2 separate regions of the Mus musculus genome follow, and region 1 is linked to region 2. Evidence: chromatin loops called from intact Hi-C (ENCODE). Cell type or tissue: left cerebral cortex. All regions are shown on one strand. Links, peaks and the distances in the headings refer to the core of each region. The heading gives the core; the rest is flanking DNA.

The links. A loop is a pair of places that touch in the nucleus more often than their neighbours do. Peaks named below come from ENCODE experiments on the same cell type or tissue, not always from the same donor. Only the 100,000 strongest peaks of a DNase experiment are listed, where the experiment ranks them.
Region 1: it touches region 2 in a loop (2.2-fold over the local background); 3 of 42 quality-filtered maps call a loop at or near these places.

Annotation. Positions count from the first base shown.
Region 1 is chr8:11,990,751-12,005,617 of GRCm38, reverse strand. No RefSeq gene overlaps it. Among named protein-coding and RNA genes, the nearest start is that of Tex29, 160 kb to the right of the region's middle. In left cerebral cortex, for the core only: a CTCF peak has its summit at 5,696; DNase peaks (open chromatin) are centred at 3,769 and 5,684.
Region 2 is chr8:12,173,648-12,191,115 of GRCm38, reverse strand. No RefSeq gene overlaps it. Among named protein-coding and RNA genes, the nearest start is that of Gm33029, 58 kb to the left of the region's middle. In left cerebral cortex, for the core only: no CTCF peak of the experiment used is centred there; a DNase peak (open chromatin) is centred at 8,323.

The DNA.
Region 1 (14,867 bases), core at 2,659-7,658, 180 kb after region 2:
GCACTGGGAGGAGAGGGGACAAGTGGGGTCATGGGTGGGGAGATCTGACTATAGTACCTTACATGTATGTATAAAAATGTTACCATGAAATCAAGTCTTCTGTACAATCCATACACTCCAATAAAAAGAAATGATACAATTTGGTGTTTTAAGTACCTTGGAATAGAGCAAAAAAATCATGGTGGTGGTTGCAGCACTGGTGATGGTAATGGTGGTGATGGTGATAATGGTAGTGATGATGGTGGCTGTGGTCATGGTGGTCATGGTGACAGTGGTAATGTTGACAGCGGCAACAGTGACATCAGCAGTGACAGCACCGGTGGTACTGCACCATCAGGAGAGGGGTGAGTCTGGTATGAGTGCAGCTCTTCATGACCCTATCCCCATACACACCCCTGAGCCTATCCCCATACACACCCCTGAGCCTATTCCCATACACACCCATGACCCTATTCCTACACACACCCATGAACCTATCCCCATACACACCCATGATCCTATCCCCACACACACCCATGAGCCTATCCCCATACACACCCATGACTATCCCCATACACACCCATGATCCTATCCCCACACACACCCATGACCCTATCCCCATACACACCCATGAGCCTATCCCCCCACACACCCATGAGCCTATCCCCATACACACCCATGAGCCTATCCCCATACACACCCATGAGCCTATCCCCCCACACACCCATGAGCCTATCCCCACACACACCCATGAGCCTATCCCCACACACACCCATGAGCCTATCCCCATACACACCCATGACCCTATCCCCATACACACCCATGACCCTATCCCCATACACACCCATGACCCTATCCCCATACACACCCATGAGCCTATCCCCCCACACACCCATGAGCCTATCCCCACACACACCCATGACCCTATCCCCATACACACCCATGAGCCTATCCCCACACACACCCATGACCCTATCCCCATAAACACCCATGAGCCTATCCCCACACACACCCATCCAAGAAGCTATCTTCATAAGCTTGATTTGCTGGAATGGAGATGAATGGTAGGGCTGGCAGATAGACCCTGGCCTGACACCACATGTTCCTACTGGAAGCAGAGCTGTACCCTCCCACGGCTCTGCTTCAGGGCCTGCCTCGTGTCACAGCTGCCACTTCTAATAAGACTCTGTGCCCAAAGCTTCACTTTGGAAATACCCGCCGTGATTAAACTGAGAGAAGCCAGTTTTCAATGGATCCATCACCTCTAGGTCTCCTTCCCAGCAATTGTTGGACTGAGCAAAGGCGAGAAAGTCTCAGGGCATCTGCAATGCCAAACTATGCAAATCTGAGCGGCCTGTAATTACTGCCAGAACCGGAACCCAGAATTGTATGACTTCTGTGCATTTCAGATTTCTACCAGAGGACTGCATTAACAGAGCACTCCTTTCTTGGCGGCATTGAATTTTACCTAATGTGATTCCATTCTGCAGTCTTTAGAGATGCAGATGAGGCCAGCTATAACACACCCAATGCAAAAGCTGTTTTTGCTAAATCATATCAAAATGTTTCGTGGATCACACCAAAAAGTGTTGATATATGGAAATTGCTCTTTTGCAAATGCTGTCCTTAAAATCCAAATGGTATGTTTTGAATGTCTTCTCTCTACACCACACCCTCCCCGGCATTTGTGGGAAATTAGTGGAAATGAGTAATATATTAATATCCATGCTGGCAGGCACAGAAGCACAATGGCCAGAATAACGTTCAGTTCACTCTAAATAAAAGATGGTTCCGAGCCACCCTGGTAAGTGAAGTAGCAGAAGCCACATCTGGGCCTCACTTGTAAGCAAAGAAACAACTAAGTGTCATTGCCACTAATCATATAAATTCATAATTCTTATATGCCTCAGGCTGCTCTCTCTCTCTCTCTCACTCACTCATACACACACACACACACACACACACATACACTCTTTTGGGAGAGGTAAGGAGAGAGAGAGAGAGAGAGAGAGAGAGAGAGAGAGAGAGAAAGAAGCCAAATCCTGACCCTTTCTGCAGCACAGGTACACAATAGCTTTGTGGCTCAGTGACATGAGCTCCCTGGTTAGGGCTGGAAGCGTGGAATACTGTCTGTTTCACATAGCACCTTCTTAGTGTGGGATACTGTCTGTTTCACACAGCGGCTTCCTAGTGTATAGAATACTGTCTGTTGTCATACAGTGGCCTCTTAGTTTCTTTAAGCAGACTGAGAACTCCAACAGACTCTACTGTGTTGTGTAAATTCACTGTTGTAGGTCTCCTGCAATGAATGAACTGTTAGATGACTGTGGTTACAAGGAGCCACAGTGGCCTGACGGCAGTGCCTGGAAGTACTCAGAGCATCCCCCCCCCCAAAAAAAAGCAAGGTACAGTGAGGGTGGGCATGCTGAGATGCTGGTGGTCTGACCAACTTCAGGGAGGGAGTCAGAGGGCATGAAAAGCTGGTTGAAGGGTAACTTGGAAAAAAAAAAAAAGGTGATAAAAACAGGCATTTGGAAAAAACAGCCGGAACTGTAGTGGAGAGAAAATTATGGAATAGATGAGGCCAAAGTCCTGGGTACAGTGTCAGCCATCAGCCATTAGCAGTGGTTGCTCCCCCATGAATCATAGGACTTGGTCAGAACTCGCTATGTTCAGCCTTTTAAAGTTACTCTGCCACCAACCGGATTGGGCTCTGTGCTCTGAAAGCACAAAACAGGGTGACCAGAAGTAAGCCAGAAGCAGGTAGCAGGTCTCCACACCACTATTCAGTGATTGGCAGTTAAAGTTCCATGATATTAACTGGCCGCTGCTTTGGGCGAGGAGTGGGGGATGGTTAATGTCCACTAACAAATTACAATAGGCTCAGGATTGGTCAGACTTTGTTGTTACTGGTGGGTGCCTGTGTCACCTTTGATCTTTTCTATGCTTTTCTCTTTTCTTCTCCTTTCTTTTCTTTCTTTCTTTTTTCTTTCTTTTCCTTTCTTTCTTTTTTTTTTAAATTTTTTTGAGGAATCGCACGGCTCCCGAGGGGTATCCCCCAGTCACTCAGCTTACCTTGACAGAGGGACACGCCTGGAAAAGTGGCTTAATGTATACAGATGGTTCCATTGGATGGCCCTTATCTAAGAGACTCAAATCACACCCCCTACATCCGGGTCTCCATCCCAAGCCTGCTGCCCCAGCATTACTGAGCACGGTACCATACCAGACTGCCTCCAGGCAGGAAGCTCACACAAAACCTCTCTCAAGCCCTCAGCAAGTATCTTCCAGGAGAAAGAGAGAAGGCCCCGAAAACCACAGGAAAATTATCCCTGCTTTATAGTATGTACCCAGTTGCCACAACCAACAGTCACCCACTGTTTATCAGGTTTGCTCTTTCATTAATAATTTAATGTTTAAGGGGAAAAAAAAAAACCAAGCTCTTCAAAGCCAAAAAAAAAAAAAAAAAAATCCATTCAAAGCTAAATAAACTATTTTTTTCCCTCAGAGTTAAATGTCTTTGTATTTTGAAATGCCAGTTCTGTCACGCAGGCTTAATTAAAGCCACTGGATTTAGAGAAAAGGAAGTGTCGTTGGCGAGCTAACCTTGCCGAGCTCCAGCAGCATGAATAGGGTTGAAAATTACCTCCTAATGACTAAGAATATGTGTGCACAGTATCATATTTTATCCCAATGGCGCTTCGAGCTCTCTCTCACGAGTCGTCACTGTGTTTATTTATATAGATTTAATCAGCAGCGAGGACTCTCTCTGCTCAGCATAGACAAGCAGCTCGAAGACAACTGTCACTGTGCATTTCAAAAGTAGCTACTTCAAGCCTGGGCCTGCCAGACTCTTGCCCATAGAAGAGTGAAGGCTTTAGGGCCCCCATGCTACGACACACAGAGCCATGCCCCAACCTTGACCCAGATGGGAAACTGCGTATCATAAGTTTATTCTGCATATGCTGAGGTCCTCAGCCGAGCCCACAGAGAAGGTGTGGTCCACACCTGCTCCTGGCCTGTCTTGGTGCTGTGCTGACATTTTCCTAGGACAGACCCCACAGACAACCAATATTTGTTTTGTCATAAAGGGTGCAGTGAGATTCTGAAGAGCCATGGGGCTGGCCCACCCCCTCCAGCCTCTGTCCTGTCCACTGCCTTCCAGGCCTGTGACTTCACCTGGTCAGGTGACATCTCATCCCTGACCTTACACCTGACCTTTCTTCCAAGCTGAGCCATTTCTCTATAAAACAAAGGATACCTGTGCCCAGCCTGGATTTGTACAGTGTATTATGAAATGCACTCAAGGCCACACACAGCACTTGAACACCATCAAAACAGGGAGGCATCACTGAGAGAAGCCAGATGCCCTGTGGGCCTTGGGAACAAATGCAAAACCCAGCTCCATGAAGCCCACCTGTAAGATCTTCTCTCTCCCTTCCTCAGGATATTTAGAAACCCACAGATTTGAGCCAAGGATGCAGGACCAGAGGGGAGGGGCCAGCAGGAGAGGAGGGGACAGGTGTGACAACATCGTTTAACGTGATCTGCTTATACTATTTTTAAAAACAAGTTAGACTTTGAGTATAGCAGAAACATTTTGTAGCTTCCAGGACTTAGAAATGGGGGCCACAGTGAGTCTTTAAGCACGATGTAGTTATGATGCTGAAAGCTGAGACCACATAGTTGGACCATAAACGAGTGTTTACAGCTGACTCACTCAGATTCCGCAGAAATCGGTCTCAAGGGATAACGAAACGGCTTCCAAAACTCAGAACTATTTGCTAGCCATACTCAGATTATTTAAAATACATTCTTAACTATATACTGTCCACCCCCCTCAAAAAACAAAAACAAAAACAAAAAAAATCACTTGTCTGGATTTTTACATCCAGAGACTTAGTGTTTAGAAACTGATCTGCAAGGATCAGATCCCAGAAGGCAGCTTCTGCTTCCAAGATTTTGCCTTCCACTCCCCACACACCAGCATCCCCTCCGAGCTAACCCTCTGCTCAGAACACACCAGCATCTCCACCACCCTAGCAGTTCCCTGTACATTAGCATATTTTGGCAGAGGTATTGTTTCAGTGTGACCTGTATAATAAGTGTCACATTAGCAACACAACAAATCAAACGTTTGTTAATTTCCCTGGCTTTCCCACACAGCTGGTGGTGTTATCATGTCACCAGATTTTAATTAATATGATAAGTAACACTTGCAAGACAACAGCCTGATTTTTTTCCCCTCTGTGTGCGTGAGGGTCCATGTGCCACCCTCGTGAGCCGCATGTGCACACGCGCTCTTGTGTGTGTCCCCCGTGTGCACGGCCAGATACATGTGCACAGACAAACAAAACAAGGAGAGAAAGCGAGGCCTTCTGAGGACCCTGAGAACACAGTCAGGCTCACACAGTCATATTTTCAAATAAAACTTTCTTTATAGAATCCCCCCCGCCCCACTCCCACTATCCAGGATCGAAGACTGCCATGCCTCGATGAATACTAAAAACTGTGAGAGCATACAGCACAATGCACTCCTTTTCATACCTGGGTGGTTGTGTGTTTAAGGTTTTAGCATTTAAGAGAGCTCCAGAAAGCTGTCTTCAGAGAGGCTTAATTTTAATTTCTTGGCTTCCAGTAGAATAGCAAGGAAGGCATTTCACTCCGCGTCGCTATAGTTCTCGGCCGCTCTAGGGTTAGCCGAAAGTGCCATCTATTTGCAGAAGTCGGAAATGCAGCGGAACCTGGGGAGAAACTCCTTAGCCCAGAGCTCAGCACCTCTCACCGTGGCTCATGGGGACTGGATTCAAACACGGTTCAGACAAATTCTTCAGTCACGAACAGAGGCCGTGTCTACCTCCAAGTGCAGCCCTTGCTGCCCAACAGTACCTGGGCATGGACTGCATTGGATTTCCAATGTTCACAAAGTGTCCATTCAATAAACGGTGATTGGCAGGGCCAAAACCACACCCATAGCCAGATGGTAATGCTGGGGACCCCTGAACCACTTCTGAAGGGAAAGTTCCAAGTGTAGTGTTCAAAATGAGACACCTCCCTGCTGGTGTTTGCTGGTTTTAAGGGCTCTGGAGAAGGGATCTCGTGCTTCTGGGAACAAGCAGCAGACACCTTGGGCCAGGAAGGCGAAGTCCAGGCCACCTTACTGCTTAGCCCTGCATTCTCTTGCAAGCAAAAGGTCCACCCCACTCTATCCCAGCTCCCAAGCCCCAAGAGGGATATCTCTGCCACCCTTGAATGATTCTCTGAGTAGAAGAGATGAGTGAACCACGTACACATGTCCTAGAGAGTTCCATGTGGCAAGTTCCCAAGGCATTACTCACTGAACTGCAGAGCCACGTCCCTTCTGTCCCAAAGGTCCCAGAAGGAATTTCAGAGACCAGGGGCAGACTTTACCATCTCCAGCTGAGTGTGTAAAAATGGGCTCCAATTTCCTTCTGGTGGCAGTCCTGAAGCAGGTTTGCATCTCTCTAGAGTCCTTTAGTCCCTACAGTTGTGTATGCAGAAATGACCTGTCACTGCACTGGAAAACAAACAGGGACCCATCTGTCAGACCAGATGTCCCTCCAAGAAAAGGCACACAACCAACCAAGCACCTCAGGGACTACTGCAGAATAGGGCAGCATGGCCCAGTGTGGGGACCACACTCCCTGATCCCTCCACACTCCACAGCTCCACTGATGCCCGTGGTCCTCTAGCCTTGGTGAGCATGGTCAAAAGAGACAGATGCCCTGCACTGCATCCTAGGTAACACAGCTGCCTATGGCCTGAACATTGTGATTCCAGAGACCCAGGCACTGCAGACATGACACGTGGTCCACGCTAGCTTCACCAAGAGGCCAACACATAAGGCTGAGTGAGTTGCCCCCAGCAGACTGTTCTGAGATTTGTGTTTTACCGACATGTTCTGAAGGGGTGAGACTGGGCTATAAAGGAGGAAGGGTGGGGTGGGGCAGGGAGGAGAGAACATAGGGGTGTAGAAGGGTATAGGAGGAAGAAAATAGGAAGGGAGAAAGGTGAAAAGAAAAGGGAGAGGGAGGAGAGGGGGGAGAGGGAATCCACAGAAGACACCCCAAAGGCATGATAAAATAAAAATATAAGCCTGCGTATTTTCTAAGAATAAATCCGGATTTGTAAAATCTCCTGTCCACTTACCGTTATCCTTTTCTCCCAGATAATTGAGGGGGGAGTGGGCATGAGAGAGAGAGAGGAGAGGAGGGACCCCACCTTCAGGAGCTTGAGACAGCATGCCCACAAGGGTATTTTAGAGCGAGCCTAAGACCCCATCAATTCCAGGGCTCACTCTCATCTGTGTCCCACTAAGACAGAAAGTTGCCTCAGGTGCTAAGTTTGAAGCTGTTGAACGGGAAATGGATCTTATCACAAATGCTGTGTGATAGTAGACAAATATTCAGAAATTAAGTAGAAACAGTAGACCCTCACTCGCTGTGTTGTTAAAGGCAGAAAAATGCGAAGAAAGGCTAAAAGGCCCACAGGTGGAACTGCCTCCAGCTGCTAACACAGGCTTTGGTGCAGTGGGGGGAGGGCGTCCTCTGTGCTGGGAACAGCCTGGGAACCAGACCCTGTCCACAGCACTCTGAAGGCCGGCAGTTCTAAGGTAGCTGATGATAAAGGAAGACTGTGCACTCTTGGTTAGGGTTTTGTCAGCCTGTGTAGTTAAAGTTCTGCAAAATCACACTTCTGAAGCAACCATCGCTTCTCTGTCAGCAGGACGGCCACTGGACTGACCCACGATGTGACATCCACAGAGGAACAGAGCAAGGTTCTATGAGGGAACATGGACCAATCCTGTACCCGTGGCAGGTGCCTATGACAACAAACCAAGACAAAGCTGGGCTTCCCTTCCATACGGGGCCTCTGGCATACTGTAGATGCTTCTGGAACCACCACTGCCCTGACCACCTGCTGAGAGGTATGTCCTTTTAACCCATGACCTCACATCAAGTTTTGCAAAATGGCTCATCCAGAAGCAGAGAGGAAGAAGAAAGAGCAAATAGGATCGTGCCCACGGCTTCTCAGACAATTGCCAAACATCTCTCCGTAGTCCAGCCATTTGATTTTACTTCCTATTGCTATGGTAAAGACCATGGCTGAAAGCAGCTCAGGTAGGAAAGGGTTTTCACACAGACGTCTCACTAGCACGTTATCATGGAAGGTAGTCAAAGCAGGAACCTGGAGGCAGGAACTGAAGCAGAGATCATAAAGGGGTGCTGATCCTGCCCAGGGGTAGCAGTGCCCACAATGGGCTGGGCCCTCCCACATCAGTCATTAATCAAGGAAATGCCTCACCCCCACCCCGTGCCTGTTACAGCAGCATCAAGTTAGCGAACTAACCATCACACAGGTGTTTCCTTTCTCCTTCACGGCCAGCCTTAAGTGTCACCCACACCACAAAGCCAGCTCGGGGACACCAGAGGAAGGGACTTTTGTCCCCACACAATGCGGTATGCCTCCGATAATTGTAATGATTAGCCTGGGACTGAACTGACTGTGGCATTCACCTCCTTTCTCATGCCCAATCTACTGCAAACGAGCAGGTGCGTTATTATCCCAGGGGCTGGAGCAATGCAGTCATCCTTGTTCTGTTACACCAGAGGGACCTTGGAAGGCATATGGCAGCCTGCCCTTGAGCTGCCAATTCCATCGCCAGATGCACGTGGTTAGAGCCAGCTTCAGTCTGTGTCCACTGAAGACACCTTGCTGTACCTCCTCAGCTTCGCCTTTCCCTTGCATCATGGGATCCGGGGTAGGACACATTACAACTTACACACTCTCAAGTTTCTGCTCCCTGCTAGGAAAGATGCAGCCAAGTTATACAGAGATATACTTAGGCATCTGTGAAGATTAGCTCTTAGGGTGGTTTGCAAAGTGTGAGTAGGTCACCAGAACTAGAGACAGTCCTCATGACAAGGACTCAAAGAGGACAAGCATGAGGTGTGAAGATCCTCCTGGAGAGGATCCAGATGGGGAGAGGAGGGTCTCTCTGAGGCCCATGTTACGCTGACCTCCCTCAAGGTATAATTCTGAGTATATAAAGAACTCGGAGAATGTTCTAGTGAGACAAGCTTCTAACACACCTCCAACATCAGCAGAAGCACGAGTGTGGAACAGCGCATCCTGGAAACACACAGGCTGTGTCTTGCATCTTTTCCAAGGTACAGCAGGGCCACAACTGCATGGCTGTGCCAGTTGTGTGAACCTTTGCTCACACGGGGCTTTGTGAGAGACAGAGATGGCTTCCTGGGATGAACTCAGGCGAGTCACCGCCAACCTCACGCTCCTCACCTGTAGAACAGAGACAGGACAGTGTGTGCTTCTAGTGAGGACTATGCGAAGTGATATTTGTGAACATGCAAACTCTAGGTAGAAAGGGGGTACAGAGAGGGGACTCCATCTCTAATGCTTGGGTAACACACACAGAGAGAGTTCTATTTTGTGAGACACTGGGAAAATCAAGGAATTCATCTCCTTCTTACTCATTTCAGTTTTCCAGTGAGCCTTCTGTTCACCCACCCGTTTACCCACTTATAGATAAATCTATTCATATAACCGTCTACCTATCCACCAATACTTCATCTGTCATCCGTCAATCATATATCCAGCCCCTCATCCTCTAACCTGATGATCTGATTATCCGTGTGTTCACCTATCCACTGCCTGTCCATCCACCCATGCACCTAATATTTATCTCAGCTATTGATCTCCTTACCTCCCATCTTATTATTCATTCATCTATCCTTACAGTACATCCATCTATCCATCCACACATCTACTTACCCATCTCCCTGCTCATTAATCCATTTATCCATCTATCCACAGCCCATATATTCACCCATCTGGGTATCTACCCATCTGCCCATCCATCCATCTGCCTGTCCATCCACCCATCTGTCCATCCATCCATCCATCCATCCATCCATCCATCTGTCCATCCATCCATCCATCCGTCCATCTGTCCATCCATCCATATGATTATTCATTCATCTGCCCAACAAGTACTGAACACCTCCCAAGCCCAAGCCCTGCTGAGTCCCAGTCTGTAACACTGAACAAAATACACCAAGTCCTGTTCTCATGATACTCACTGACCAGTAAAGGGGCCAAACAATGCACAAGTCAGCATCAACGCATACACATTACATTACACGTGCAGTGTGTGCTCTGGAGGGAAGAAAGGGCAGGTGAAAACGTGAGAGCTTTGTCAGGCCTCATCTGAGGAAGCAGGAGGTTAAACACTGGGTTGAGACAGGGGAGAACTTGAGAGATGGGTGGGCTGTGTGGTAAGAGGGACGGGTAAAAAAGAATCCTGTAGGGTTACTGTGTGGTTTCCTGTCACACTAGGGTAAGGTGGCATGTTCTCTCACGTTCTGGGCCTGGAAGCCTGAGGTCAGGTTTTGGCAGCTTGGTCCATTCATGGCCTCTCTACCAGCACCTGGCAGTGATTAGACATCTGTGGCTTTCCTCAGCTAAGTCATCTCTCTGTCTCTGACTCCATCGCCCTTCCTGTGTGCCTCTGAGCCTGGTTTCGTCTCTTCTCATGTGGACATCAGAATTGTGCATGGCTAACCCTAGACAGAAGTGCCTCAGTCTAGCTTGATCACGCCTTCAAGGTCTTATTTCCAAGTGAAATGACCTCCCTGAGTTCCAGGACTGAGGACATCAATACACAATCAATCTACCATAATGGATGAACAGAGGAGAGGCCAGTAGCTGAAGCAGCGGGCGGCTGACACTACGGGCCTGGCAGGTTCTACTGGAAGAGAGGAAGAAAAGAGTAGGAAAGTGAAGTCTGAATGCCAGAGAAGGAACTTGCAGTCTTCAGTACCAAACCATATCTTAACCTCCTATTGTAGAGGTGCAATGCAAATCAGTAAGGGACAGTGGTCACCAAGACCGTAGCTCCTCTCCAGTGCATGGCATGGTGGCTATGAAGGGAAAGTGTATGCTTTGGATGTGAATGCAGCAGGCTATAGCTGAAGTCAGGATGGGTGAACACAGAGTTCAGGCTATCTGGCGTTCCACCTGTCCCTCACGGAGGGTAAACGCTATACCACATCCTCCTCCCAGCTGGCCCCACCTGAAATCCTTTGTGAGGCGTTGGTTTATAACAGTGTCCTGTAAGGTCATATTGAATGCTTGAGTTTAGTTTTTATCTTAGTGTATGTGTGTGTGTGTGTGTGTGTGTGTGTGTGTGTATGTCTATACCATAGAACTCTTTCTTCAGGGCAGCATGGCTACCCAGCTCCATCCTCACACACAGGCCATCCCTTTTTCAGTAACTTGTGTTCCTTTTCTTCCTAGGTCCTGTGCCCATGCTGGACATCAGCAAGCATTTCCTCTCACACAGAGCTAAACATCCATCGTGGGTTCATATTAAGCCAGTAAGCGATTGGACAGTTACTGTGGGAAGAGCAGCCACACATCCAGAAGCAATTCTGCCTAATTCAATAATGTTATTTCAGAGCTGCTAAGGGTTGATTATGTAATATTCTAGACCCTTTGTGGCAACTCAGCCCAGAGATCATTAGTGCTAAAGATACCGTGCTATGCTGCAAATGGCACAGAGAATTGCCTCCTGACACTGGCGGCACATGGGAGCAGAGGCTCCTTCTCTGGGCAAAGGGAGACAAGCTGGGTTGTTTATGTAATGCCGTAGTGACTACATGTGACTATATGTGAATTATATTTTCACATATGTGCTCCTCCGAACTGCTGCTTCTCTTCCCCAAGCCTTTGTCTAAGCGTCATCTTCTCAGAGATACCTCACAGCCTCCGAATCTCTAACACTTTGTGGGATTCTTCCTGTTCAACCATTCCTCAAGCCCTTCACATCGCTCATGACTACAGCAGCCCTCTACCCATGGACTCCACATTCACAGAGTCCACCAATCACCGGCCAGATCAGAAGAGAACATGTCTAAGTGAACACTGACAAACATTTCCATCACCATCTTTCCCTAAACCCTCACGAGTAATCATGGGTACAGTGAGAATCAAATTCTTTGGGATGTTGTGGTTCTGATATAAAAGAACCCATGGGTTTGAAGGCTTGGCTGTCAACTGGTGGTGGTGGTGGTGGTGGTGGTGGTGGTGGTGGTATAGAAGGTTGCAGAATATTCTGAGGTGCAGCCTCCCTGGAGGAAGTGAGTCACTGAGGTGAGACTTAAGAGGTGATAGCCTATCCCACCCCTGCTTCCTGATCATGCATGGACAACCAGCTGCTGGTTAGTTTTGACTGTCAACTTGACACAACCTTGAGTCACCTAGAAAAGGTCTTGGTGAAGAATTGTCACTATTGGGTAGGACTACAAGTACATCCATGGGGAATTAGGGGATTGTCTTTTTTGTTTTTTAATCAATTTTATTTATACGAGCACACTGTAGCTGTCTTCAGACACACCAGAAGAGGGCATAGTATTCCATTACAGATGTTTGTGAGCCACCATGTGATTGCTGGGAATAGAACTCAGGACCTCTGGGAGAGCACTCGGTGCTCTTAACCGCTGAGCCATCTTTTCAGCCTAAGGAATGTTATAAGTAATTGACTTAGCCCTCTGTAGGTGGCATCACTCCCTAGGATGATGGATGTCAATGGGGAATTGTCTTAAGTAACTGACCTCTGTGAGTGGCATCAGCCCCTCATAGGATGGATGTATGAGTAGAGAAATTTAGCAATCAGACAAGCAAGCAAGCAAATGAGGGTGTGTGTATCACATCCACTTCCCCTGTCCTTGACTGTGATTATGATGTGACTAGTTACTTTAAGTGCCGGCTACCTTGACTCTCATGTAGGGATAAAACCAAGTTAAAACCTTCTTCCCCTAAGATGCTTGTCGTTGGGCTATTTTAGGTCAGCAATGAGAGGGAATGGGAGCGCCCCTCACATAGCTTCTTGTAGCACAGCAAGAAAGAAAGGTTACTGCAAACATCAGAGGTGATGAGAACAGGTTACACATTGACATCATGCTACCTGTGCCAGAGCCCTAGACATGATTTGGGTATCTGTGGGTTGTCCTAGATTCTGTCTGCTTAGATTCTAAGGTAGGACTAGATTTTTGTTATTTGTATTTGTTTCATACCTGTTGTTTCTACCTCTACACACACAAACACAGACACACACAGAGACACACAGACACACCATACACACACACACAGAGTTATAGGTGTAAACAAGGAGAGCGACCTCGCTGTTCATCACTTGCGAGTGCCAAGTACTAACAGTGAATGATCTGTCCATAAGGGAAGTAGAGGGGGTTTCTGCCTAGGCACCCTCTCTGGCTCAAATAAGGGTGCACATGTTCCAATCCCACCATAGTGCTCTGTAGACCTGTCTGATGTACTGTGTACCTACAGCCGTATGTGCTGAGAAGCCGGTCTCAGCAGCTGCCCTGGCCTCACTCCTACCTCATCCTTCCCTCAGACCTGCCCGAATGCCACCTCCACCCTCTTCTTTCTCAGTTCCTCAGAACAATCTCAGAGACCTCATTTGCCCCTTGAAGACAACAATCAGAGGGAGCCAGCATTCATCTCTGTGCCAAGTGTGAACCCTTAGAGCAAGGTAACACCCCAAGGCTCATGGCAGGTTACTGTGTTAGTCATTTCTTGGCCCATTCACTTGTGCATGCACTACATGTGTTCATGCATTGACATGCATCCTTGCATGTGCCCACATACGTAAGCATGCATGCATATGTGTGTGTATGGTGTGGGTAGAGGTATGTCCATGAATGTAAATGTGCTCTCGTGTGTGTGTGTGTGTGTGTGTGTGTGTGTGTGTGTGCGCGCACATGCTGAGGGTATTTCTACATCTGTGGGCATGCACATGTGTAGGCATGTTAGTGTGTATGCATGCTTGTGTGGGTGCACATATGAGTGTGGCATGTCCACATCAAGTGTGCACATATGTGTGTTGCTAGTGGGTATATACACTTGTGTGAGTATGTTGAGGGTGTGCATGTCCACTTTTCCCTGCTCGGGATTGGGTAGGAGGGAGCTAAGGGCATGACTCAAGAGAGAACCTCATGCCCTGGGTGGAGTGGGGCCATGCTGAGTCAAGCCATGATTCCCGAAAAAGCCTGGATTTGCTCTCCCACTCCTCCCTCTCATGCTTGCTCGTACACTGATTGGTTCTGAAAGACGGAGAGACACCCCTGCAGCCATTCATCTTACTTTAGGACACATATGAGCAGTTCAGTCATCTTGCCAAGCTTTCTAGGTGACCAGATACACAGTCTCGTGGTGGTTTGGGGAGGTAGAGGTGTGTGTGTGTGTGTGTGTGTGTGTGTGTGTGCAGTTTTAGTCAGTCTCTGGCCAGATGCTGGAGCTGGCATTTCAGGGTCAGTGGCTATATGCATGTCCTTCATTGCTGTCCCTCCGTGGTTGAGGCTGTCTGGGTGGGAAAGCTGCTAGTCATATGTGTGGAGCCTGTGGTCTGATCCAGGTCACATGATCATGTTAACATCAGGTCCCTCCCAGTGTTGGGCCCAGCTTCTGTACCCCCAGAGACACACGTGAATCCTGCCTGGGCCATGGGGACATAGAAGGCATGTGGTAGAGTCAGGGACAGACATGGAAGCACTCCAATATTGCAGTACACAAGCCTTGGTAGAACTTGGTGGTCCCAGGTTTGAGAAAACCAAGGGTTTAAAAACAGACAAACCAACACCCGATGTAGTCACCAACTGCCTCTTCTTCCTCTCCTACCTTCTCACAGCAAAAGATACCCTGTGGCCATCAAAGGCAGTCTCAGCTAAGTCTGCTCCCAAGACTATCTCAAAATCCTTCATCAGGTAGCAGGCTAAATGGAAGAGCTCTGAGGCCCCAGGCAGGGTCCTCTCACGACAGAGAACCAG
Region 2 (17,468 bases), core at 5,309-10,308:
AGTTTGGGTACCACAATGCTCTTGCTTGCTCAAGATGTGTTAGATGTGGACACACTAGTGATACTCCTTTAGATCACATGGGATATGGGAGTTGGTCCCAGACCTATAAAGTTAACTTCTGCCATGTTCTCTTTAGGCAAGGAGAATCTTAAACCACACTACCTGTGATGGTTTGTATATGCTCTGCCCAGGGAGTGGCATGATTAGAAGGTGTGGCCTTGTTGGAGTAGGTGTGTCACTGTGGGTGTGGGCTTTAAGACCCTCATCCTAGCTGCCTAGAAGTCAGTCTTTCACTAGCAGCCTTCAGATGGAGATGTAGAACTCTCAGCTCTGCCGACCCCATGCCCGCCTAGATTCTGCCCTGCTGCCATCTTGATGATAATGGACTGAACCTCTGAAACTGTAAGCCAGCCCCAATTAAATGTTGCCCTTTATAAGACTTGTCTTGGTCATGGTGTCTGTTCACAGTAGTAAAAACCTAACTAAGACCACCTATGAGGTAGGTACCTTTTTACAGGAGTGGACTTCTTCAGTGTGGCACCTGAGATGGTTGAGCGCATGTCGAGTCCAAGCTGGTATCAAAATGACAGGATGTATTAGCTGATTTTGTGTCAACTTGACAAATGCTACACATCACCCCCTGGGCTGGTGGACCCTGGTTCTGTAAGAAAGCAGGCTGAGTAAGCCATGTAAAGCAAACTAGTAAGCAGCACCCTCCATGGCCTCTGCATCAGCTCCTGCCTCCAGGTTCCAGCCCTGTGTGAGTTCCTGTCCTGACTTACCTCAGTAACGGACTATTACCTGGAAGTATAAGCCAAATAAATCCTTTCTTCCAAACTTGCTTTTGGTGTTTTGTCACAGTAATAGAAACCCAAACTAAGACACCCTTAGTTTCCTTTCTATTGCTGTGATAAAAATATCAGGCAAAAGTAACTTAAGGAAGAAAGAGGTTTTGCTTTGTTTCATTTTGCTTTTTGTATTGTTTGGTTTTTTGGCCTTTGGCTTACAGGTCGAGTTGACAGTCACCATGGAGGGGAAGTCAAACTGTCAGGAGCTGGAAAGAACCAGTTACTTTGCATCCACAGTCAAGAGTAGAGAGTAATGAGTTTATGCAGGCTACATACACCCTGCTTACCCTCCAGATTTTATATGGTCTAGGGAATGGTTCCACCCACTATTACGATGGGCTTTTCTATATCTATTTACATAAACAAGATATTCCTTTGTGGGAATATCTGGAGGATAACACCCTCCCAGGTGTGCCCAGAAGCCTGTCTCCTAGGTCCTGTTGACAACTCTGACTGTTGACAACCCTGACTGTTAGAGACTGTTAGAGAAGGACTGTTAGGTCCTTCTCAAACACAGCAGGGTCATCTCCAGGACTCCTTCCTAATCTTGCAGTTCACCCAGGCACAGCCATGCTAGGAGCACCCACTAGGGTCTACTCCAGCAACATCGATACCATGTGTTTTCTGGACACCAGCAGGATTTGGACAAAGTTGGATCTTACTGCTATTACCACAGCAGGCCTGGCTCCCACCTTCTGCACACATGCACACATGCACACACTCTGCTTTATGGACTCCTTTCCCCAACCCCTTCCATACTTTTGACCACCATGAGGCTTGACAAGTAATGTTTGAATGGCTGTACTTGGCTCTTCTGTGAGTTACTCTCTGAGAGAAGGATCTTATAAAGTCCCCATGATATCTCACAATGTGTCCCCCATAGACTAGCAGTAGGGAAGGGTTTGGCAGGATTGGGCACATGCATATCATACCAACCAGAGCACAATCCGAATGCACTTTGCAAAACCTGGAGGTAATTAGCTGTTAACTTGCTAGTGATCCCAGCCCTGAGCACTGAACCAAGCCCCTGCTAGATGTTCAGCTCCTCTTATTTAACCTTCCTGGATCTTGGAACAGCACACAGCCTATTATCTACACTGCTCTGCATTGTCTCTGCCTGGGAAGAGAACATTAAGCTGCCTTTGAAATCTTCATCCTGCCACTATCTGCATGCATTAGCATATCTTATGATTTAAATCTAATTATCGGAGCTTTCCAAGGGATGGAACTGAAAGTGATCATTGAGGGAGCACTTTAACACTGACAGAAGAGGCCGAGAAAGAGCCAACAGAGAAGCTTCCATACGACCGTGCTTAACCTGAGGACAGATCAGACTCGAAGAGGAAATGAAGGCAACCTGCTCCATTATCGAAACTGCCCGGTGCTCACACAGACCACAGGCTTGTCCCACTGCTGTATCCAGAGATGCTATGCTTGCTGTCACAACAAAAGATCATCATTTTCTCCAAGCAACAGCAACTCCAAGCAAGCATCCTAAACACTGGGCATTTCTCAAAGCAAGCATCACCGCCAAGATGTGTTTCCTGGAGGACTTGTAATGCGTTCTTCTGAGAGGCCAAGCAATTCATTGACCCTGTGCCAAAAGCACTGAGGTGTGACACTGAGTTTGCCCTCAGCTGGGTTTTGCAGGGCAGCTGGAGCCTGTCATGTTAGTCCAAGAAGCGAGACGCTAAGGTCAGGGTCTCAGAATGAGGGTGGAACTGCCTGATGCTGCTCCGTGGTTTGCAGATGCCTTTCTCTCCCAGAACTTTCTACCACCTTCCATTTACTGTGCCTGATACAGTTGTAACACCTCCCTTGTTCACAGACCCCAGTGATCTTGGATTAGGGTCCACCCAGTCTGTTCATTTTAACTTGCTTTTCGTCCACTCTGAACATCCACCTAGAACACAGGCTTTTCAGGTAAGAAAACTGCCCATTCTCTAACAGCCCAACAGCCCAGGGAACGGGCATCTTAGGCATCAGGAAATCAGCTCTACCAATGCCCCCTGTGGCTGCTCAAGGAGATATTTAGCTCCTCCAGGAGAGCTGGAATGGTTGATGTAGTCACAGGCAGGCTCAGCCTAACAGCTCATCTTCTCAGCCCAGGAGGCTCTGCTCTTGGACCACATGCTGAGAGATTGCAAGAGCCCTGCCACACCTGCTTAAGGAGTGCCAGCTCCCATGAAGGGATGCCAACTCATCAGACACATGTACTACAGCGCTCAACCTCCAACTCCTACTTGCCCCCAAGCCCTGTGCCTGGGATGTATCCTAAACAACATGGCATTGTGAAGTAAGATTTTGTCTATAGACAGGCTTCTCATATGAGCACTGAAATGAGGCTTTAGGGGACTGACAGAGCACAGACAGTCATCTCTGCTCAGAACCTGAGGTGCTGACTATTGCCAACAATGCCTCCCCGCTCGTGACAGAAGTTGATGGTCCTGTGGGCCGACCAGCTGCTGCTATGGCAATGCCTGACTCAATGCAGAAGGAGTTGATTGCCTCTGCTTTAGAAGTCTCAATACCTGATAGTGAGCAGGGTATGGCAGAGCCTGACAGCTCATACCATGGCAGCCAGGAAACACAGGCACACTCACACACACATGCACACACACACATACATGTGTATGCACACAGACTCACATGTACACACTCGTCTGCACACATACATGTACACACAGTGCACATACATGCACACACAGTTGTATGCACACATTCTCACACATGCACACATGCACGTGCACACACATATACACTCACACTTGCATGCACACACACATGCATATGCATGCACATGCACATACACGCACACACATGTGTGTGCATACACTCACACACTCACATGCACACACACACTCACACAACAGAGAAGGGGAAATTGAGCCTGTGTTATGTGCCCTCTTCTTCTCCTTTAGCTCATCCAAGCCCTCTGCCTATAGGATGTGCCATACACAATCAGGGTAGTGCCCCTTTAGTCAATCCTCTCTGAAATGCCCTCGCAGAGACACTAAAGGTTTGCTTTGGTAACTTCCAAGGCACCTCTCAACCTGATCAAATTGAGGGTCAATATTAACCATTGCAATTACCAAATTCCCACCTGCAAAACCTTAAGAAAGGTTTATTCACTGACCGTTCCATTAAAATCCTCTCGACTGGCTCAGTATGGCCCAGAACCAAAGACACAGAGTATGAATGGTTCAGAGTTGCTTCCTGAACCTGCCACCCTTGCTGTGCTCAGTGCTTGGAAGGCCATGAGGTGTGGGACTGCATGATGCTGGCCTGCATTACCCTCTGCCCCACCCTGGCTTTCTTCCTTTGATCTCCCTGCTGTCCTCACATGACACAGTGCTGTCTAACATGTAGGGCCCACATTTCCCTCCAGCAAGCTTTCTGGGGTCCCTCTCAGGATCCAGAACATTTTTCTAGAAGCTCAACCAATGTTCTCAGTACACCTCATCTTGTCCCAGGAAGTTCCTGATGACATCAGATTCCTTGGAAGCCTCTTCTACCAATTGCCCTGGGCCTGGCCAAGCATTTGACCTTTTAATGGGCCCTAGATATAGGCAGATGGACTGAGGATCCTAGGTTTCCAGTTCTAGGCAGGACCTGAGCATATATACGTCTGCCTGCTCACTGTAGGCCAATCTAGAGCCACCATAGGTGGCTCCTTCTCAAGCCACAGGGTCAGGAAGGCAGCCAGCTCTGTGTTCTTTGTTTCTTGAAGAACGTAACTCCTGATGCTCTGGAGTCAGGAAGGGCACACTCCCCCCACCCCCGGCTTCTGTTTTTAGCCTGGAGCTGCCAAGATTTTGGATGCCATGGTAATAGGAGTTCATAGAAATAGAGTAGATGATCAGTTGCCAACACAGTCCTGTGCTCTCTGCTCCCTGCATGTGGAGGCTGCAAGGAGCTTCCTTTTACTCTCTTTGTGCACATCTTCCTAACCCACAAGCACAGAGATCTAAGGTTACACCCAGGCCACCCAAGAGGATACAGGGAGGGTCACAACGGCCATTACTACCAGTGTGTACGTTCCTTCCATCTCATGGATCCTCCCTGGGGAGCAACATGAGCCACAGGACAGCCAAGTGTTACAGGACAGAGGGCTCCTAGGTAGGCAAGGTCTTAGGATGGGCCTCCTGACTGTACTCTTCAAGATGTCAAGAGGCTATGGAATATATTAAAGTATTCTTGCATTTTGTGTGGCATGTCCCAACAATTTTCATCCTCTTAGGATGGCCTGAGAGGGGGAGACACTATTGTCACTCAGACCACTGTCTCATTAGGACTGACTTCCTAAATTTCCACATTGACCTTTGCATCAAGAGAAGGTTTTAAATACCCAGCATGGGTCAATGGGAAAGAACTGGTCCCAGTCCTTCCCATGAAGCCACTTCAATTGTATGCTTTCACAGTACTGTGCTTTGATAATCGAGAGCCCAGAATGCAAAATCTAAGGAGGACATATGTAAATACATTAATAGAATAAGATGTGCTATTGCTATTGAAAGGCTGATTGTTTGTTGAAAATACAAGTATCCTTAGCATCCCCAGATGGTTGTCTCCAAAACAGATCCTATGGATCTCCAGATCTGCAGAGGCTCAAGTCCCTGATACAAAAAGGTGTGTAGTTGGGATGGTAGTTTCACTGTCAACCCGACACCTAGGAGGCAGACTTCTAGACACACCTGTGGGAGGATTATAAAGAATGAGGCTAGCCTCTGAGAATATCTGTGAGGGAATGTCTTGATTACACTAGTGGATATGAGAAGACCCAGGTTAACTGTGGGCAGGAGCACTTCCTAAGCATGCTAAGCATGCCCATGGTGGAATGGAAGCCAGAAGGACCTATGAGCCAACACAAACCTTTCTCCTCTTGAGTTGCTTATTTTATTACAACAACAGGAAAGAAACTAAGATACTAGTGCAAGCTACACACATCCCACCCATCCTTAAATAATTCCACTGTGACTTAACAAAACTCACTGTAAGTCCTATGGGAACAGCTGTCCCGGGTCCCTCTTAGGGAGCAGAGACAGCAAGAGGCTGTGTGTGCTCAGTGTGGATGCAGTTTTTTTTTCTTCTGATGCTTTCACCCATGGCTGATGGGTGAGTTGTAGAAACTCCCCTGTCCCTGGCCTCTCATCACAAGGCTGCATGGCAGAAGAGCTGCCTTCTCCCCACAGCGGAACTCTGAGGATGAAATGACCTCAGACTTCCCCAAATGCGGACTTTCAGTAGTGGCAGAGGCTAGGGTCTCCTCTTTAAGGACTAATGTCTTTCACGAAGGACACCTCAAGCCTTCATCCTCCTGCAGACCATGATAAAACAGGCAAGTCTTTTGGAATTGGTGGGCAGCAAGGTCCAGCTGCCTCTCAGGATGAGTCCTGGACACCTGCCATCTCAGACAGCAGGCCAAGTTCTCCCTGTGGGCTTCAGGAAAGTCTGTATCCTTATGCTCAAACCCCCAGGGTATGGATTCAGAGGGGAGGAAGGGGGAAAGGAGGCCGATGTGTTTTCCTTACATAGCCCTTTGTTTAGAACTTTCTTTTGGAACAAATCATTCTAGTTGGATACAGTTAAAGTAATCCCGGCACAATGAATGCAATAATTTGGGGACAATGGCCTGAGGTTTTACAAGGTTACAGGCGCCCAGCAGGTTGGGCCACCATGCTATTTGTAGGAGGCATTCGGTTGTACATCCAAACCTGATTATCACGTTCATTAACACAATCAAATGCTGCACTTGGACACAGCCCACCTCGCCTTCTTTTTTAAAACCCATGAATAGAAATACAAACCTGGTCAATTATCCCCCACCGAGCTACTCCAGCTTTCGGGATTGGTAAAGCAGTTGCTTTCATAGAGCAATGTAGCAGATAACAGCAATAGATTGAACGGCTCCACTATAGACTGCTCATTATCACGGCGCTTAACTTCATCTTTAGAGTATTATGCATTCCTTTGGTTTCCTTCTAGAAGCCTGAGCCATCCGGTTAGCTGGGTAACAGAGAGGTGAGCACCCCAGCCAGCATTCTGGGAAGGATGGTGAATGTGTCCTTTCTGGGGTTCAGGTTTCAAGACCCTGCCCATGCACTTCCCAGCTTAGCTGGCCTTTGGGCTCCTCTTGTCTCTCATTGGCTTATCTGAATTAATGAACTTTGCATCTCTACCTCTTAACCTACATACAGCAGGTGTGTCCGGCCTGCAAACACTGCCGTATAATATGATTATCTTCAGATGTGTACGGTGGCATCCATAGCTATCCTGGGCTACATGCAACCCACAGGCTGCAGATAGGACATACCTGTTCTGTTAGATGGTGTCTGATCTATCCCACAAAGCGTGCACAAGGTAAATAAATAAATAGACTAGAGAGACTAGTTACCAAGGAGTAATAAGGTAACTAGCACAGCTGATAACTGTATCCCCCCCCCACCACCACCAAAGACCCAAGGCTGCTTCCAGTGAAGCACATTTTGGTTGATGGTTAGGTAGCAGAGTCAATGCACAGTAACCCCAAAGATGGCCAGTTGTGGGCTACAACCCCTCAATTCTGGCTCCCATTGGGTCTATAAGCCACATATATCTTGCTACAGCTTCTAAGGACGGTCACAGCCAGAAGACTGATCACACCATAATTCCACTGGGTTCCATCTGATATGAGCAGGCCAACTTGGCAAATTCTAGTAATGTTCTGGGGCAGTAGACAGCACACAACACAGTTCCATTTAACAACTGTGTGCATGACAAACCAGCAGGGCCACTCTTGAACAAGATCCACAGCAATTAAGTGCTCAGGATAATTGTGTAGGCTTATCAAGAGCTCACCCATTTGTCAGATGACAATCTCCATGCCCCTACACACACATACATGTGCCCAGAGGCCTGGAGCTTCTGTTCTTGCCCAGTGGCTGACATGCTAGGCCTCCTGGATGATCTTTTGAATGCAGAGACCGTTGCAAGGAACTGCAGAGATAGAAATGGTGGGACGAGACTTGCTTCCCCTTTCCCCGGGCAACAGAAGAGACAAGCACCCTCAGGTGGCGTGGAGGAGTGGGTGATAAAGTAAGACCCTGTGGTCCTATGCAGCCCCTGATCCTATCTTGTTTTGATATATTTTCCACACCAAAGCAATAATCCATGTCTGAGACCACTCTTAGGATATCTTAGAAGAAGATCTGAGCAAAATAGCCTGAGAAACATCATCACATGAACTTCCTTTATAAATAAGAGCTGAATTACAGTCCTCCAGGAAAGCACCTTGTAAGGCAAATAACCACAGAGAGAGAGAGAGAGAGAGAGAGAGAGAGAGAGAGAGAGAGAGAGAGAGAGAGAGAGAGAGAGAGACTTCTAAGTCTGTCAGGCTCTGCTGGGCTATTACAGTCATGGGCAAATTTGCCATTTGAACGGTTTCTAAATGTGCAATGCAAGCCCAAAATGCATGCACCCCCACCTCGCACCACACATTCTGGAACAGCTCTGCCTGGTGAGTACATCTTCCAGTTCTATTTCAGCCCTGGCCACCTCCCCTTCTACTTTCTTTCTGTGAACTGCCTTGTCTAGGGACCCCAGGGAGGCAGAGTCCCTGCTTTAGTGACAGGTCTGTCCACAGTGAATAACTCCTCAAGACTGAGCCAGACGTACTATTTTTTAAAGAGTTGGATGTAATACCAGAAGGGACTTTCAGGAGAGAGACAGCAGATGTAAGTGACAACTAAGTGGAAGTGCTCAAATAAAACAAGCAAATGCTGGAACACACCAGCAATGTTCTCAGGGATCAAAATCAGCGGGTTCCACAAGGCAGCAAAGAGGCACAGCCCTGGGATGCCTAAGCCAAGAATGCAGAGGGGCAGTGAGGGGGAGAGCCAGAATTCACAGAGCATCAGAGATGTAGATCCAGTCCAGGGCTGGAGAAGGGAAGACTGGGATGCCAGAAGAAGGTTAGAACAAGACGAGAGAAACATCAGACATAATCACAGCTGAGAGGGTCCTCTGAAGTCACAGACCGTGCACACCTAACATCTACTAAGCTCAGAAAAATCCCAGGTAAGGTGATGCTGAAATAATTAAAACCAAAACAAAATCCACACCAAGGCAGTACACTGAGCTGCTGCAAACAAGATGCAGAACCATGAAGGCAGCCATCGCAAAGAACCATGGTAGGCCATGGACCTAGAAATGGGAACTGCAGTGTGATTGGCTGCCAGGGGCTGCAGTGAGGCAGGTGGATGTGCTTATAAAAAGATAAAGAGATAAGGGATATGTTCTATGTGGGTGTGGTGAGGTTTGGGGGAAGGGGATGTCTCAGCCAGCCCATGCCGTGTGGCATCCCTTCCCCGAGGGACCAGCCACACGATGGTATAGTATAGAATAGAATTTATTCAGGGCATGGGGAGGGGAGCTAAGAGGGTAGTAGAGGCAGAGAAAGGCAGAGGGAGAATAGAGAAGTAGAGGCCAGTCATGACCACGTGAAGAGAGAGGGGAAGGGAATAGGGGAGAGGGGAAGGGAAGAGCCCAAGAAGGGAAGAGAGAAACAAGAGAATAAGAGAACAAGAGAGCAAGAGAGGGAGGAGGGGGCAAGCAGCCCCCTTTATAGTGGGTCAGGCCTACCTAGCTGTTGCCAGGTAACTGTGGGGGGTGGAGTTTAGACAGAATGCTAACACAGGTGGGGTACAGAAGTCAGGACAAGAGGATGAAGAGGAGCAACACCTTTAAACTGCCAGAGGAGAAAACAGCAGTCGGAACTCTGTACATGACAGCATGCTTCAGAAATGAAGGAGAAATTGTTTCTTGGGGAAAAAAAATTCTTACAAGTGTAAAGGCTAAGGAGACAGATTGAAAATGTACAAGGAGACTGTACTGACTGACAGACATGAGGAACCAAGGACACCAACTGAAGGGATAGAGATATAAACCTGTCAGAAGCCTGCTGAGAAAACACAGTTTTGGTCACAGTGGCCACTGCTACCCTACCCAGGGTCTAGGAAGAACATGTCCTCCCTGCCTTTCACCCTCATCTATTAGAGCCACAAACCCTCAAAGTCCACTGACATCACATGACTTGGGCAACTTGAGATCTTCCTATTCAGCTTTCTACAAAACATCTACATCCCTGCTCTGAGGAAAAACTGTGTATCTGTAACGTTTCATGACCAGGACAAAAACACCCAGAAAGTGTCATGTCAAAGGGCTTTGACTCATTGTTTCAGATGGTTCAGTTCCTGGTCACATGGCCACTCAGTCTGAGCATCACAGGGCTGGGGACAGATGCGGCTCCTCACCGTGCAGTAGACAGACAGGAAGCAGAAAGCAAGAGAGGGGGGCTCCAGGGTACTACCCTTCCATGTATACACAACTACTTCCTCCAGTATGCCCTATCTTTTAAAGTTTCCAAAACTTCCCCCAAATTGTGCTAAATTGTGTCAAATTGTCTCCAATTCAAAGACCAAGAGAGCTACTACTTGAGATGCTCAGGGGAGAGAATTGTATATCCAGCCATATACACAGTGTATGTAGAAGCAGAGGTTTTCACAAAATAGCATTGAGGCAGGAGGAGGGATTGGAGAAAGATTATTGTAAGAACCTATGAGCTGTGCTCTCTTGAAGGTGGACTGGTGTACGCTTTTAAACCTAAACAACTTATGAAAGAAGCGATACACAAGGAAGAAGTGACCAGTCAAAAGACAAGGCACCATGACCTCATAAAAGAACCTCAGGGAACAGATGAGGACCTGTGAGAAGCAGGAAAGACACATGTTCCGGTAGAGAGACAGAAAACGGCAGAAGAATTCCACAGAACGTGTAGGGGTAACACCACGCAACTAGTGAGGATTAGTCGAGAACCCTGCGCTTGTTCGGTGCTTGAAGACCAGCCTTCAGAAGTCACTGCCTTGTTCACTCTTCCTGCTGCTGTGGTGGAACACCTTGAGAGAAGCCATATCAGAGGAATCAAGAGTACAGCCCATCCTGGTGGGGAAGTCACCGCAGCCAGCCAGGTCACACCATGTCCACAACCAAGAAGCAGACAGCAATGAAGATCTGTGCTCAGCCTAGTTTCCTTTTTATACTCTCCAATCGATAAAGTAGAAAGTAATTGAAGAGGACACCTACTTCCTATGTTGGGCCTCAATACACACGCACTTAAACTTATGTGCCTACACACACATGAACACACAGACATAGACACATATCACCCACTCATACACGTGCAAAAGAGAAAGAAAAAATTATTAGATTGTATTGTAGAAAACTATAAACTCATATTCTGTTTTGTTTTGTTTTGTTTAAAAAAAAAAAAAAACCTAACAGCCAGGCCTGGTGGTTCATGCCTTTAATCACGGAATTCTGGAAGCAGAGCCAACCAAAAGACACAGGCATCCCCTTCAACAGGCTTCTAGAACAGTCTTCAAATAGAAAGAACAGGAGTGGCTACATTGTATCAGTTGTCACAGCATGCACCCACTTCCCTGTGAGCTCCTGGGTGGTGACAGGCTGTGTTCAGGAGGCAGAAATGCTACTCTCAGCTCTCACTGTGGGACATAAGATGGCTTTGGCTTTCAACTTGGTGCACACACACATAATACAGGCATTTATGCGCATATGCGTGTGAATATTTATTAGGCAGACAAACTAAATATTGCCCGTCACACTTTGGGATTCGTTTAATGCGTCAGGTTAGCAAGAACATGGTTCTGTTAGAGACATTCCACCGTGGTGGTGCCTGCCTAGGTCCCAAAGCCCCTTCCCACACACTCCATTTCCTTGTAAAAGTGCCAGCAGGAAGCTGTGACCGAGGAAAACACGCAGCTGGAGTGCTATGAATGAATAACATAGATGTGTGTTATTGTTATTCTTCAGGAAATCTTATGTGGCTCCATTCAAAGGGGAGAATGCATCAAAGTATGAAAGTGATATTAGGCAGATGTTAGACTGGGGTTGTCAATCTTGTCTAAGCAGGTGCTAATGTGTTATAATTATCCCTTCTACACTGGATGTTTAGGATTTGGGTTCCCACCTAGTCAATCACGGCTGTAATTGTTAAGCTGCTTCCGTGGCTCATAAGCTAGGTAATAACCAGATAGGATTTAATATTTGACATCTACCGTCAGTTGCCTTTCTTCTGAAACGCGTTCCCCTATGCCGATATCTGTAGCTTGGGCTATCTTGCAGCTTCGGGGCAAATCAATGGAATGCCCAGAGTGAGGAAGAGAAGGGAGAGCCGCACTGTGAGCTCCCATCTCCCGGCTCTGCCTGCGCACTGGTGAGGAGGGGTAAACAGCCCTCCATGCACAGGGATGTTAGAATGTGAGTGTCATACCTGTAAGAGGAACACTTTTCAAGTCTGTCACCCTTTCTCACCTTCACCGTGGGAGAGGCTACTCCCTTATGCCCTACCCCTGAGGGATGGAGGTGAAGAAGGCTTAAGCACACGGTCAAGGTTAACCAACTGGTCAGTAATGCAAACTTGCAGAACCTCAGTTCGTCTTCTTCTAAGTTGAGGATGAGACGCCGTCCCACTCCCTGGCTTTCATATTGACTTGCACTTCCACCGTGACTGAAGCAGAGCATGAGTGGCTGCAGAGAGATGCCAGTTCCTCATTCACAGGCCAGGCTCGAGCCAGGCTGCGTGCCACTTCCTAGCGATCAAAGGTGCCCTGCTGCCCTTCAGCGTCTTTGTTGTGAAATGGTTTGCTGCAGCAAGGAGTGGGCAACTAAACACCAGCTCAGCGGCGCACCTGAAGAGACATCAGCTGTCACCGTGTAGTGATGGGCTTGGTGATACCGTGACAGTATGTCCACACAGATGGGCACTGCTATCTATGTCCTGAGTGTGTTCAGTAACGGCCGGTCATGGGAGCTGAACGATGCTGCCAGCTGAGGCTGCTCTGGGCCAGCCCTGTTCATATCTCGCTGGTCAAGGGACCATGTGGACATTCAGTATGTGTTGCATGAGTAGCTTGCTAACATCTACAGTGGGACCTGCTAGCTGGTGTAGTGACCCCACCAGGACACTGAAGCTCAAGGAAGGCCTGGAGCTGGGCTACTCAGGAACCTGAGCCTTGTACCTACGAATTGTACCTGTGAATTGTATACAATTTCACCTGGAGCCAAACCCACCTATGTTATCATGGAACTTCACGAAAATCAGCTTCAGGAATGGCACTGGGAAACGCTTGTCCTTGTCCTGTGCTGTTCAAGATAGGGCCACCAAGTCATGTGACTTTACACTTACAAAATGTCTCAATAATAGGACAAAAGCACAGAAGCTGTCTTGGGTGGATGTTCTTAGTGAGGGCTCAAAGATCCCAGAGGGACTGCCAAATGCTATCATGCCGGAGACTGGGTATTCAGAGTCTGAAGGTACAGACAGGTACACACCTATGTATAAACGCATGCATGTGGATATACACATATACAAACACATACAAATACACAAGCATGTAAATGCACATACACAAAATACACATCTATGCATATACATGTATGTATATATATAGCATACACATAACCATTCATAAATAATTAGCATAAATATGTGTGCATATACATATAATATACATATATAGCTATACATAGCACATACCTACACATTCATATTAGCACAAACACACAGTTGCATACACACAATATACAAGCATATACATGCATACATATGATCACATACATCTATAATATATACACCACATATAACATACACACGTACACACACACACACACACACACACACACGGGCGGGTACACATACACTCTCTCTTTGGCATCTGAAATACAGGCAATTAACCCTGGACTAGTCTGCAATGAATCTGAGGCCACTCCTCCATCTTCCTCCCTAGAGCGCTCATGGTCACATGTGTTTTCTACCAGTCTCCTTCATGGCGACCCAAGGGGGTTTGGCTGAGTCCTAACAGTGCTGGCCACTCAAGAGTGTGTGTGCCTGTGTTAAGTCTCTGTTAGACACAGTCTATTGAGTTAGAGGCATTTTGAGAGTGAGCTTACTGTGATTCGGAGGATATTTTCCAAGAGTCAAGCAACTGTCAACATGCCTACTGTGTGCATCTCTATGGCAGTGCTGTGGATGCCTGTCCCTCATGTACAAGTCAACTGTGGGTGCTGCCCTCGACTCTTGGCAGCTGTGAGGGTGCACATGAGACCAGACAAGACCGAGTTCATTAATGCATACCACGGAGTGGGAGGAGTCTGAGTGCCCATGCCTCCAACAATTTACAAGCATCAGTGGTGGCTGGTGGGAGGACTTTTCTTCAGTTGTGTAGCTGTCTGTGAGTTGTGCATGCTTCTGTAAATAAATTCAACATACTCACTGGCCCACAAGCTAGACTTGAATGGAACTGTTCACACCTTCCCAGAAAAAGTCATACCAGGCAGGATGTCAGGGCAAAAGAAAATCAATCCCTTCGAGACAATTTGACAGAAAATAAGTGTCTGCACCAACTAAGACTCCGGTCCTTTGTTAGCAAGGTACTACTGCATTCCCTGCCCTGATCGCACTTCCAGGCAGGTTGAGAGCCTGCAGCAGATCTCTGCCCCTCTCTTCGATCATTCAGTCTCCTCATTTCTCTAAGAAGAGGCTGCTCCAAGGCTTTCTTTGCTTAAAGTTAGATCAGAAAAGACACAGCTCTGACAGCTGAGGGCCATCAAGACTTCAAAGCAAGGAATGGAACGGGACCCAGCCATTTCTCCATAAAACAGCCCATGCTGGAGCTTGGCCACTTTTTAGTAAAACAGGCAGCCCAGCGATCATGCCCTCTGAAACCACTTGGGACTTTTAAGACTTCAAATAAAATGCTATTAGAACACAGAGAGAAACCGTCTAAGCCGATGCGTGCCTAGGGAGATGCCCTTGTGACTTGTACACAGGAAGCGGTGTAAGTGTTGGGAGGACTAACGAGAGCTGTGCACCTCTCAGCGATTGCACAGGGGCCAATGAGACTCTTGTTGGGAACTCCTGCAGATGCTGTCCTTTGGGTGGACACGAGCCAAAACCAATTCTTGGTGTCACTATAGCAGCATACATTTAAGGCAGGAACTCTGAACATGAGAAACAGCGTTTTTAATTAAGCAAGGGGACCCCAAGTTGAGTTTTTAGTGCTGCTATTGGTTGTCTCTTGCTGGCCCATGACTTGTGGCCAGGAGTGTCCTACTCATCGGCTGGAAGAAGTGACTACACTATCCTTGGGGACCTGTCCTCAACCTAGCGGTGTTCTGAGGGGAGTCTGCATAGAACCTGTGGACATTCATCTCTTCCAGGGAACACCAGCTTAGGGAGTCTCAAAGTGGTACCTGGGGCTGAAGGTCCCCAGGACTCCTCAGCCATATAATATAACCTTTGCTCACATGCTCTGGCCTCTCTCTCCCTTCCCCCCAGAACACTGCACATGGCCCCACAGAGAAGCAATGCCAACCTGAATTAACCTGGGTGGCTGGAAAGGCTCACGCACATGTCTCAACAAAATCCTGGCTACAGTTCTGCTTCCACAAGAGTGGAGGATCTGGGGTGACTGATGCCACGCCGTCCTTCCAGCTGGCAGCGGCTTCGGAGCACCGGCACATTTTTCTAAGCAAGTGGCTCATGCGCCTCCCGTTTCTTTCTCAGCCACCATTGTGCTTCAGGCAGCCAGAATAAAATACGCCAAATACTCCTGGCAGAGGTGCCGACAGCTGATGGATGTAACTTCTCCGTGTGTAGTACGTTGAGTGGAGGGGTGAGGGCTGTTTAAAAACGGCCATTTTTCTTCACTTTAACACCAGAGATAAATGAGGCACCTCCCCTGGCGTGCCGACTCACCACTAGTGAAATGTACACACTTCCTGTACACACTTCCTGTACACACTTCCTACTTCCAGATCTATTTCTCCATTCCTCAAGTACAAGTCACAGGAACCTGGGTCTCTGTCACTGTCCAAATAACCCAGGTCAAGCACAAAAAAAACACTTCAGGATGAGGCCGCTAAGGCCATTGTCTCATTAAATTGGAAAGAAAGGGAAAAAATATATCGTGTAAGTTACAGAACCAGATGTCACATTTGTCTAGGACCCCCCCCCCAATCCCTCTGTTTAAACAGGGTGATTAATATCAGTTCCTGTAGGAAATTAGACTCAGGGATGCACAGCAATAAGCAGATAGGCAGATTTCTGGGCAGGGTAGTCATCTCTGGGTACAGCACTGATTAATCTGCATCCCTGGAATACGAAATGAAACACTGGGCTCTCCTGGGCAACAGGAGAGACGAGGTTCCCCTCCTGCAGACAGAGGGAAGCAGGGATACACACAGCCGCAGCATCCATCGCATGTGGAGGGCTGCGTGAGGCAGGGCTCTGGCTTTCAAAACATCATGTCATGTTTGCAGATGCAACTGCTCCTTCCTTGGCTGCCGACAGCTTGATCCCAGAAAGTTCTGCCCCTACCCCACCCAAGGATGCGGAGAAGCACCAATCATTTCTTTCTTAATAGTCCTCATCTATAATCCCCTCCCCCAGGTGTGCATTAAAGGCAAACCATCTCCTCCTCTCAGATCAGCAGCATGGTGGGCAGCCAACCAGTGCTTCCTGGAGCAGGAATCGGCACGCACACCTTTTTTTTTTTTTTTTTTTTTTAATTCAAGACGAAATGAATGGCGAGATTTGTTCAAATATGATGCCAAAAACTTAATTTGCAAATTTAAATGCCTCTCCTCCCAATCCAACCCACTCACCCCTCACTCCAGAACGCTGCTGTGGCCACAGTATCTGGCCTGCAGTGAGCCTAAGATTTTTGGATCAGTGAATAATAATGTTGTTTATTTAAAAAAATATTTACAGCCAAGATGAGCAATGTCACTTTTAGTGGGAATTTTGTAGTTACCAGGCACCCAAGCCTGCTATTCTGAACCATTCAGGGCCTCTCCAATAATTGTATAGAAGTGGGCATTATGCTATATTATTAAGGCTGTAATTTCCTGCTGAATCTGCCGGGATGTTTCTTTTTATCACTTGGCAATTTCTATCTAGTTATAGCATAATTAAGTTTCCTGACCCCTGCTCACTCTTTTAACAGGACGCTTGGAAATATACTAGAATTGCAGATACCAGGCTGATGTCCTCTCTCCCCACACAGTAATGGAATAAAATTATTAATCCAGTAATTGTACAGCACACATTACTTTGCATTGAACGTCTCTCATTCTCATTTTCTGTTAGCAACAATCAGCCAGAGGTAGAAATCATTTCTGCAGGGAGCAGGGTCCTTGGGAAAACCTCCATTCACCCTCAGGAGCCTCTCGCACGGCATGATTATCCAGAGGCAATATGGAGCTGGGCCCCAGCAAACAAAACAAAGTTAATAAAATAGACTGAGGAGTGAGACGTTTTTTCCTGTCCGCAGCTCATATGCCCAAATTAGAACCAGCCACCTAATGATGAACCATCCGTCGCATGCAGGGTGGAAGCAGAGTGGAGGGGCTCCTGAGTCTCCTGAAGCATGAGTAGCAGGGACATCATCTTCAGGCTGACACATCACGGGCCACAGAAGCGCCTGCTCTCTGATCATGACTCTGCCTGATAGAGATAAGGAGTTATTCTGTTCCCCTCTGTGGGCACACACCCTACAGACTCTG